Linked DNA regions of Homo sapiens: region 2 is linked to region 1. Evidence: read pairs that join two places in POLR2A ChIA-PET (ENCODE). Cell type or tissue: Panc1. All regions are shown on one strand. Each heading gives the region's core, and the rest is flanking DNA. Links, peaks and the distances in the headings are about the cores only.

Region 1 (5,363 bases), core at 119-5,118:
CCCTAGGTTCCTTCTTACAGATCGGGTGAGTCCCCCCAAGTGCCAAGCACCAATGTTCTGACTGCTAGCGAGGGCTGAGCTCCATCGGGTCCACCCATCTGCACCCTCTCCCACAGCCCTCCTGGCCTTCCTAAGGTTGACAAGGGTCTGGGACCAGATCTCCCAGCCCTGCCCTGCTGCCTGTCCAGCTAAGACCCACCCATGGGGCCTTACACTCCCATCGCTGCATGGCTTCAGATCCTTCCAGAAGGTCTGCATCTGGGTCAGGTCCACCTTGTTAAGGGGGATGGACACCTCCCCAATGGGGTCGTTGCGGCTGAAGCGGTCATAGTCCAGGACTTGGAGGTAGAGGATCCTCTGCACCACCTTCTCATAGGGAAAACCTGGGGGTATAGATGAGTGTGAGTGAAGAGGGGGACAGAGGGGCTGCACGGGGCCCGGGAGGCAAGGAAGGCCCTGGGAAGAGGAGGCAGGCCCTGTGCCCTCCCGCTGCCACCCCACCGGGCCAGCAGGCACACCGGATTGCAATTAGACCTTACTGAAGTGCTAGCAAGAACTGTCACCGTCTCATGGGATTCCCTCAACAATTCTCCAAGGTGAATGGCATCTCGTCCATCTTACAGATGAGGCTCAGACGGCTTAAAGTACTTGCCCAGACTCCCAGCTAGTAAAGAGTAGAACTGCGATCATCCATTCACCCATGCACCTTGTGTCCATCTCAGTGGCTGAGCAGCCTCTGCCAATCGTCCCGAGGCGGGTCTGGGCAAGTGGCTCTGTCTAGGTGGCCACAGCTGCCAGTACGCAGGCCCCAGGACTCAGGGCAGAGGGACATGGGGAAGCATCGGTGGGAGGGAAAAGGCAAAGGCACAGAAGCAGGAGGTGACAAGTGTCCTGTGACTCCACACCCCTCTCCTCCTGCCTGTGCTTCCATCCTTCCTACCGCAGCGTCCCCTTCTCTACTGCCACCTCCCTCATCCGAGCCGCTGGCACCTCTTGCCTAGGCAGCTGCAAGTGTCTCCAAACCGCCCTCCCCGCATCCACGCTTTCTCCTACCGTCCATTCTCAATGCGGCAGCCAGAGAGACCTTTTAAAAATAGAAATTCCATCATGATATGCTCCTGCTTAAAGCCTTTCAATGGCTCCCAGTGCACTTAGAATAAAAGCCGGGCACCCTACCTTGGCTTCAAGTCCTTCCACAATTTGGCCCGGCTGTCCTCTCCCTGCTTGGCTTGTGACCTCTCTTCACTCAATGACTGGGCTCCAGCCACATCGGCCTCCTTCCTGGCCCTTCAACACCCCGACTCCTCCCGCCTCAGGGCCGGGCGCACACTGGCCCCATCATGACCCCCCTCCTGGCTACTCTCATCCTTCAGGTCTCAGCATTCTTTCCTGGCACCCCAGAGAGTGTCGGATCCCATTATCCGCTCTAGCACCTTTTTTTCCGCAAAACATAACACACGCGGTAATAGATTTCTCTGTCTCTTTCCCTGATTTTTGTCTGGCTCTCCCGGAAGGCAAGGATTCCCACAAAGGCCTCTCTGTTACCAACCACTGGCTCTCGGTGCCTAACACCGCTTCTGGCACATAGTAGGCACTCAATACATATTTGTTAAGTGAATGCATAATTGAACAGATGAATCAATGCCAATGAAATGGCCTGATGGAGCAGCAGGACTGTGCTGAGGTGAGGTGTCCGCTAAGGTCAGAGGGAGAGGAGCAGAAGGGGCTTGGATGGGATGCAGAAGGGAAGAGGGGGCCAGGTGAAGGTCTGAAGCCAGGAGTCATTAGCTCTTTGGAGGCTTAGTCAGAGGTGGGACTGGCCCAGGAGGTGCCGGGGGGCACAGGCCAGCCTGGAGGCCTGAGGTGAGGAGATTCTGAAACCAGGTATGAGCAGGAAGGAGGACGCCTGGAACCTCAGCCTGGCTGGTGCAGAAGATGAAGGGAAGGAGGAGCTCTAGAAGATTCCAGCACCTTCCCCCAGAGACTCTGGAAGCACCGAGGAGCTCTGACAGGAGCAGGTGAGCTGGAAGAGGAGACTCTGAATTTGTTCAGGGTCCCTTTCCTCATATTGTGGGAAGCTGTGTCTTGCTTATTTCAGAGCCTCCCAGGGACCTTGCCCAGGGGACCCTTGGCATCAATTTAGGTAAAATGCATGAGGACAAGTGTTCTGGGAATATTGGAAGCTCCAAGAGGTCACTGCACCCCAGTCAGCTCTCATCAACACCAGAGGAGGCAGGCTCCTAGCTGGCAAACTCCTACTCATCCATCAGAACCCATTTTGAATGGCCCCTCTTCTGGGAAATGTTCTTCAGCACCACCAAAGGGAGCTCATACTGGCTTCCTGCAGCTCCTGTCATGCTGTGTGTGGCTGAGTTATCTACACATCTGGGTCTCCATTAGGCCAGAAATGCCCTGAGGGCCATAATGGTGCCTCATTCTTTTCTACATCCCCAGTACGTAGAAGAGTGCCCAGCTCATGGCTGTTGCTGGGTACATGCTCGTGGAAGAGACCGGAGGATTGGAGTTCTGCTCAAAAACTTCGCCCTGCCAGCTGCCTACATATACCTCCAGACAGCTGAACCTCTTGCTGGTTGAGCTATCTCTAAACGGGCCCTCATGGTGCCTGCAAAGGAGGGCGTCCAGAAACACATGGACACTCACTGCTCACCCTCAGTGCCATTTAGTGGGTGACCTGGCTGTCATCTTGCAGAAGAGGTGGGGTGCTAAGTGGCTGGGAAGGCAGGTGGGGAAAGGTCCCTGGGGTACACGGTGAAGATTCTGGAAGGCTAGGGCTTGGGGCAGCTGGGGTAGGGATTTACTCTCCCTGGTTGAACCGGGGGCCATTGGCAAAGGGTTACGGTTTGTCTAAGCGGGGTCCTGGCACCCAAAGGCCCTGGGATAGAAATCACTCCTTAATCACACGCCCAGCTTCCTGGTTACCTTGAATCCTCAGAGATAAGAGATAAAGACCGGCCTTCAGAGAGGGCTTGCAGGAGAGAGAAAGGACATTTGTCTCAGCGGCCTCCAGGCATGGTTCAGAGCTGTGGTTCCCGTCCCATGCGGGGGAGGGGGTCAGAGAACGGCAACAGATGGAGTGTGTTTAACAACCTGGTATTAAGCATTTGCTGGGTGTCAGGCACTGTTCTAAGTGCTTTTACAATTCACTCATTTATTGAACCCTCGCTGTTATTATCTCTATTTTGTAGATGAGGAAACCAAGTCATAGGGAGGCTCAGGAACTTGCCCAAGGTCACGCAGCGAGTAAGTGGCAAGAGCTGGGATTCAAACCCAGGCAGCCTGGGCCACAGCCTGTGCACTGAACCACTATGATCTGGTGGCTCCAGAGTGCTCCAGCTCTGAGTCCTACGGGTGCCTCCCTCCCTCCCTGCCCTCCTCAGGATGAGCTCTGTGGCTGGGCTGAAACACCAGGCGGTGGCCCAGCTTCCCTCCTCGGCCTCTGGCTGTGATGCTGGCTCCATTGGGCTCCTGTGACCTGATCCCAACTAGACACAAAACGCATCAGGTTAACCGGGCCAGGACGTTGCCTGTGTGGGCGTGTGCGAGAGCACATGTGTGGATCTGTGCCTGTGCACACATGCAGGTGTGCACATAAGTGTATCTGCTTGCATGTGTGTTTGTGCATTTGTGGGCCTGCAGGTGTGTGTACACATATGTGTCTGTGCATGTGGCCACAAGTGTGGTTGGGTAGGGGGATGGTAGACAGCAAGAGGTGACCATGGCGGGGGAAGGTGGCACTAGACTCACCTTCAAAGAGGAAGGTCTCGTTCCAGTGGGGGTTCAGGTTCTTCCGCTTCACCTTGGTCTCCAGCTTGTGCTTCTTGTCGGGCAGCAGGTAGATCTTGACGAAGGGGTCGCTGGTGCCGCTGAAGTCCTTGGCCGGCAGCTCCTGGGCCTTCATGATCTTCACGGTGAGCGTGGACTCCTGGAAGTTGTAGCCGACACTGAACTGGATCCGGCCCAGGTTCTCTCGGCTGCAACCCTCGTGGGCCTCATCCTCCTCGGAGCCTGGGGAGAGCTGGGGGTGGGGGAGAGGCCGGCAGGGTTTGGGGAGGATTCTGCTTCCCCCATGTCCCCACCGCTGGCTAGCACGGGTGAGAGGCCAGAGGCGGTGGCCCAGCCCACACTCACATCCCACGGACGCTGCTCAGGCTCAGAGGGCAGGTGCCTTGACCAGGGTCTCCCAGGAGGGGAGGGGAAGGGGGAGGGCAGAGCCGAGACAGCCCTGTCTCCTGAACCTCAGAGTGGTATGCACGACACTCACTTCCCAGGCTCTCCTCGCAGCCCTGGGTCTGCTGCCTGCCCCAAGCTCCAGCTCAGCTGCCTCGCCTTCCTGGCTGCAGCTTCCCTGGCGCGTGCTGGGGTTCCTGAGCCCCCCAGACCTCCCTGCCTTCTTGTGACACGGTAGGGCCAACTGTGGGAGGCACCGACACAAACCTGGGCTACACAGCAGATGAGGGAGGCTGTTCACATCACAAAAGAGTTTACCGCAACAATTCTTTGGAAAGTGACTCTCTAGGGTGCGGAGAATGGTGTGATTTACAAAATGAGAGAGGCAAGTTTTCAGGAGCAACGTCTGTTTGTGTAAGGCAGAATCACTAGGGACAAGAAAATTGCAGACTCCCCAGGCCCCGTCCCCAAGCAGTTTGACGATGGGGCTGGTGTGGGCCTGGGCATCAGTGCTGTGTAAAAGGCGCCTCAGATGACTGTACCGTCCATGGGGGCTGAGGACTGCTGGGAGGGAGGGCGCATGGCCTGACCCAGCAACAGACAGTCACACAGAGGCAGGGTGAGCATCTCATCCCGTTCTGACATTGAACCACAGGAAGCAGCTGGGAGGAGGGTCTCCCAGCCACGTGTCTGAACCTGTGAGCACACCAGTAGTACCTAGGAGGTTTTAGAACCCTACCCACCCCCCAGCCGCCTGAGCCCCAGACCACTGACCACAACAGACCCAGTTAGGGGGCTGTATGGCTCAGGTACCCTGGCTCGAAAATCTCCCGTGATGACTGGATGAGGGACAGAAGTAGGACCCTGGGTACCACAGTTAAGAAAAACTGCAGGCATCTCTTCTCTCCCCAACTTCCCCTGTAGAAACCTGCTTTGTGCCCTTTCCTTCATCCTGGAGAGGCAGCCCTAGGCTCTGAAAGACTAAATAATACAGATAATAATAATGCATCAAGTGGGCTCTTACCATGACCAGCGACTCTCGCATCGCCGTCTCCTTACTGAATCCTGACAATAGCCAGGCGAGGCAGGTGTCACCACCCTCTAGCTGAAGAGACTGGTTCAGAGAGGTGAAGTCACATGGCCAAGGCTGACGGCAGTAGGAACCCTCTCTGACT
Region 2 (5,363 bases), core at 297-5,296, 170 kb after region 1:
ATGCCCTGCCATGCCCAGCTAATTTCCTCCTGTGATGGCCCTGGGTAGCCAGGTGTCTCTGCAGTGAGGAGCAGTGCCAGGGCCCTTTCTTGGACCCTCCATTTCCTCCTCCCCTGGGAGTCATGGGGCAAAGTGAGATAATGACTGGAAGTTCCCAGTACCAGGTCTTCTGGCAGCTAGTTGGGCTCTCAGTGAGCAATGGCTGGTACTACTGCCCTTATCACCCTTATGTTTACATTATCATCAGCCTTATTGTGGAGTTGCCTTCTCAGAGCCTGTTGGGGGCTCCCTGGAAAAGGCAGTGTGACTCTTGTCCTGGGCTGGCATCCTGGCCCCCAGTCTGCTCAAGAATCAGAAGGTCAGACTGGGCCAGCCAGAGGGTCAGGGCAGGCAGGCAGGGTCCCTGACATCTCTCCTGTGGTGCCTCTGCAGCTTGGCTGAGCTGCAGGCTCCCATCTGCAGAGGGGCGGCCCAGCTCTCTGCAAGTTGGCTGGGAGACCTCAGAATGAGGAGCGCATGTTCTCCAAACATCTTGCTCACAGCAGATGGCAGCCACAACTGCCTTTCTCTCTGCAGTTCCGGTGCACTTCCCTTTCCTTTGCTCACCCCCCTGCTAACTTTGGTTTCTGCTTTTGGAGATGGGGAGGCAGCCTGCAAGCCTCCAGAGCCACTTCTGATAGTGGGTGAAGCTTGGTGCACGTAGCACGGACAGTTTCCAAAGGAAAGGAAACCTCGTACCCCACCTGCTTCCCTGGGGAAGCTCACTCTTACCCTGCTTCCCACATGCCATCTCTGAGTCTCTTTGGCCAAATGTGCCGGCAGCATGATCTGAGAGGAGCAAGGGAGCTGGCCCGGGGGCCTTGTCTGACATTTCTTGAGCAGCTGCTAGGCACCAGGCGTGGTGCTGGGTGCCAAGGACACAGAGATGCAGAGTGTAGCCCTGCCCTCCTGGAGCTCCCAGCCCAGTGGGGAGCCCGGAATGGAGGGGGCACTGATTAGGTCTGCCCTTGGGGGTTGGCGGGCCCTGGCAGCTTCACAGAGGAGGTTGTGTTTAGGCTGAGCTTTGGAACACTGAGGAGTTCCCAGGGGAGCAGGATTGGAAAAGGCCTTTTGGGCAAAGAGAACAGACTGTGCAAGGGCACAGAGGCATGCAGACCGCCTGCAGAGCACGCTCAACTGTGGTGCACAGCAGAGCAGAGAAAGCAGGACATGCTATGCACCCTCAGAAAGACAGGGCCTCCTCTGGCTGCGTATGGGTGGGGGCCAGCCTGAAGCTGAAGCCCTGGATGGGAGCCATTGGGGGAACAGGCCTTTCTCAGTTGGGGGGAATTCTGCCCTGAGTTTGGGGCCAGTAGACGCAGCAGCCCCTGCTGGTAGAATAGAACTGGACCATCCTTCCCTCCTGGCTGGCCCTGCAGCCACAGGCCAGAAGTCTGGTGTTGGCCTTACTGCCCTGGAGCTAAGGCCAGGGGGTCACAGATCAGCCAGGTGAGCATGCCCTGGGAGAGTGTGTGGGCCAGACCTCCATGGCACTGCCTCTCCTACTGCGACCTGCCCTGGCTCCACCCCACACCCACAGGTGGCACTAAGCTGAGCACCCACATATCCAGACCCTCTTCTGTGCCAAATCCTTTCTCAGTGGTCCCACATGGGCCTCATCCCATTTAACCTTCACAAAGGCCATGTGCGGTGGGCATCCCTGGCCCTGAGGTCCTTTGACTTGCTCCAAGTCACCCAGCCAAGGCATGGCCCAGCAGAGACTCCAGGCCTAGGTCCGCCTCACCCTTTGCAGACTCATGCCTTGCCTGTTCTTCCCTGCGCTGCTTCTGTCACCTCACAGTCAGGCCCCTCCGGGGAGTACAGTGGAGGGAAGGCCAAAGCATTCATCCTGGAAGACCCTCCAAATACTGTAGGCAGAGTGCTGGGGACACCAATGGCAGCTGTGGGCAGGGCCACCCGAATGCCACCCCATAGGGCAGCGGGCCCACAGCATGGAGGCCCTCCGTGTTTGCTTTTCCCAGCCCTGCATTAGCTGTGCTGCTCACACCTGGCTGACTGTTTGCCCAAGGATTTCTCCCCTGGAAGGAGGGTGGGGCTGGGGAGGGTGGCAGGCAGGTGGCCGGCTGCCTCTGGGCACTCCGTTTTTCTGCAGACCCACACTGCCTGCGAATGCCACACCACCCTGCATCCCCAAGGCTGCCCCAGCAGTGCCCGGCCTCGCCCGCGCAGAGCATGTGACTTGGCAGTGCCTGGGCCTGGCATGCCTGGCGTGCCAGGGCAGCGGCAGCAGCAGCCGGACTGTCAGTAAGGAGCTGGAGAGGCCCCCAGAGCCCTCCTGTTGGGGCACTGGTCCTGGGTTGTGGGGGTGACGGGATGCATCAGTGAGACTTTTGTATGGCAGGAGGCAGAGGAGCACATAACTGAATCTGGGAGTATTTATGGACACGTCTGCGCCTTCCTTTTCTGCAGCAGCCTGTCTGCAGGCCCTCCTGCAAGGAGAGCCTGTCTTGATTCAACCAGTCCCTGCCCTGACCTTCTCTTCACCCTCTTTCTGATGAGTCAGCCCCAGGAACTTGAACTTGGACTTCTCCAGCCTCTGGGCCAGCCCTGGAGGCGGAAGCCCTGGACCTGCCTCCCCAACACCTGCCCTCCTGAGGGTGTGGCCTGCAAGCGTCCTTTTCTGTCAGATTCAGCTCATGGCCAGTGACTCCTTGAGCCTGTGATCGTGGTCCTCAGGCCAAGGGGAACAGATTAGATAATTAGCTGCTGATGGATCTGGCATCCTAGGGAAGAGGGAGCCCTTTCTCTCCCACAGCTGGGACCCCAAAGAGAGGCTTGCATTAGCCAGGCAAGGAGCCGGGTGCCTCCCTCCCTGCAGTCCTGCACAGCCCCTTCCTTCTCTTGCTGCTGTGGGTATCTGCCTAAGGAGAGCTGGCCCAGCATACCCACCTGGGACACACCCAGAGAGTGCCAGCCTGAACGGCACTGCCAATAGCCCGATCCTCAGGCCTTTCACCCTGCACCTCCCTGCTCCTCCAGCAACGAGACCCCCTGCATGTCACTCACATGTGGCCCCGGGCCAGGCACTTGGCCACCTCACAGTGAGCGATGCTGGGAGGCTGGTGTTCTTGCAATCCCACTGACAGGTGAGGAAATCTGATTTGTGTCATGCTTTCTCCAGCATCGCTCAGATGTTGTTCATCCCCTTTTTCCCGGAACCGGGGCCCAAAGAGGTTGTGACTTGCCCACACCTCTTGAATGGCCAGGCCCCATGTCCAGCCTGGATTCTCTGACACCAAGCCCCATGTGTTTTCCACTGTGCCCTGCAGTAAACAGAAGTGCTAATAAAGAAGCGTGCTAATACATAATTAATCCCACCTCCATCCCTTGGGCCTTTTCTCTCTCAGACGCCCTGAGCACCGCCCAGACGTGATCTCATGTGTCCTACCAAGGCCCCAGAAGAGCAGAGAGGAGGCTGGGCTCTGAGGGGCCATGGGGACTAGGAGCCAGCCTCTCCGCTGCCAGGCCCAGCCCTACTGCATGCCTGCTGCCCGCCTCTCCCTCTGCTCTAGGTAGGGAAGCTGCCGAGGCTCGGGCATGTCTCAGGCACCTGCTGTCTTCCTCTGGTCTCGTGGATTGTACGAACCTGGAGGAGGAAAGCAGCCGGGATTCGATGAGCCCCCATGTGGTGGGGATGTGTGCGCGCAGGGGCCCAAGGCTCTGCTTAAAGGGAAGGAGTATTGCTGAGGCTTGTTCTAGTGCCTTCCTCTAAGGAACCCTCAGTATATCTTGTTTGTTCTCACATTCGAGGGAAGTTGGCAAAGGGCAGTTCTGTGTCACAGGGAAGGGGGTGGATGAGGACCCCGAAAACCTGCCCTTTACCGAGTCTCACCCCCGAGCCTGCTGAGGTCACACAGCGGCAGTCAGTGGGGGGTTAGGTTTTCTTGTTTTGTTTTTAGAGACAGGGTTTTGCTCTGTCACCCAGGCTTCAATGTAGTTTTGCAATCACAGCTCACAGCAGCCTGGAACTCCCCAGCTCAAGTGATCCTCCTGCTTCAGCCTCCTGAGTAGCTAGGACTACAGGCATGTGCCACCATGCCCAGATAAATTTTTTTTTTTTTAATAAAGACAGGTTCCCCGTATGTTGCCCAAACTATTCTCAAACTCCTGGCCTCAAGTAATTCTCCTGCGTCAGCTGCCTGAGTAGCTGGGACTATAAGCATGCACCACCACATCTGGCTAAATTAAAAAAAATTTTTTTTGTAAAAATGGGTTCTTACTAGTTTCGAACTCCTGGCCTCAGTGATCCTCCAGCCTCGGCCTCCCAAAGCATTGGGATTACAGGTGTGAGCCCCCACAGCTAGCCCATGTTAGGTTCTCTCTCTCTTTCTCTCTCTCTCTGTCTTTAACTCTGATAATTACAAGCTGAACATGTTAGGTTTCGAACTTAGTTCTGACAGATTTCAAAAGTGGGGATCATCAAAGCACTGGGCCATGGTGTGCAAATTCCTGGCCTCTCTACCTCCAGGACAATGTTGGGGCCCAGAAGAAAGTGGGTGAGAAAGATGATAGCACCTTAAGGCTCCGAGTCTTCTGTGGGATTATATTCCTGAGCCAGAGGCTGCAGACCCTTATAAACTGAGCATTGGGGGATGGGGGTAAAAGTGGATCCTAGGGAAATTAGAGATCATCTGGTCAACCCCCTCATCCTCCAGATGAAGACACTGAGTCTCTTAGAAGAGAAGTCATTTCCCCAGGTCCTTCCCCTTCTCACTTATAGCCAGGCCATGGCTGAGGTGCCCTCTGGGCCCCCGGTTGGGAGAGGGCTTCAGTCTCCTGGCTGCATCCTGAGAACGTAGCTTTCTGTGCTCTTTCCTGGAGGTGCGCCCTCCCTCCCACAGGATGCTGTACAGAGGTGGACGCAAGTCACACGGCCCCAGATGCATAGGGAGGTAGAGGGAAGCCAGGCTTGTCAATGCTAGGGAGCCCTCCAGTAGCAGGACCACTCACTGCATTACCACAGGCAAATCACCCACAGCCCCTTCCTGCCACAGTTGCCTCATCAGTAAAATGAAGATGCCACATTTCCTCCCTGCCTCGCCCACAGCGTGGTCGTTGGTAGCCAGTGAAGTTGCATATGTGGGCAGTTCAGGATAGGGCTTTGGATCCCAGGCATGGCCAGCAGATGGTGTGGAAAGAGGCCAGGGCTGGGAGTCAGGAGCCCTGGGTTCTGGGTGCAGCTCTGCTGTGGCTCCTACGTTCTCCTGTTTCTGTCCTTCTCAGGCCGTGCTCCGAAATGGTTTCTCTTTCAGGCAGCAGGGACGTGGTGAGCTCCCCCAACCTGCCAAACCTTTACTCAGTGC

What was found. Peaks named below come from ENCODE experiments on the same cell type or tissue, not always from the same donor. Only the 100,000 strongest peaks of a DNase experiment are listed, where the experiment ranks them.
Region 2: POLR2A ChIA-PET joins it to region 1 with 7 read pairs; 2 of 35 experiments call an interaction of 5 or more read pairs at or near these places.

What each region holds. Positions count from the first base shown.
Region 1 is chr11:61,524,150-61,529,512 of GRCh38, forward strand. It overlaps SYT7 (synaptotagmin 7), which reads right to left. Exons shown (of 13, transcript NM_001365809.2): 9 at 3,766-4,036; 10 at 214-383. Among named protein-coding and RNA genes, the nearest start is that of LRRC10B, 18 kb to the left of the region's middle. In Panc1, for the core only: no CTCF peak of the experiment used is centred there; no DNase peak of the experiment used is centred there.
Region 2 is chr11:61,697,835-61,703,197 of GRCh38, forward strand. The region is part of intron 1 of DAGLA (diacylglycerol lipase alpha); the gene reads left to right. Among named protein-coding and RNA genes, the nearest start is that of DAGLA, 20 kb to the left of the region's middle. RefSeq lists enhancers at 105-630, 631-1,157, 1,684-2,210, 2,211-2,736, 3,264-3,789. In Panc1, for the core only: no CTCF peak of the experiment used is centred there; a DNase peak (open chromatin) is centred at 2,553; H3K27ac peaks cover 924 bases.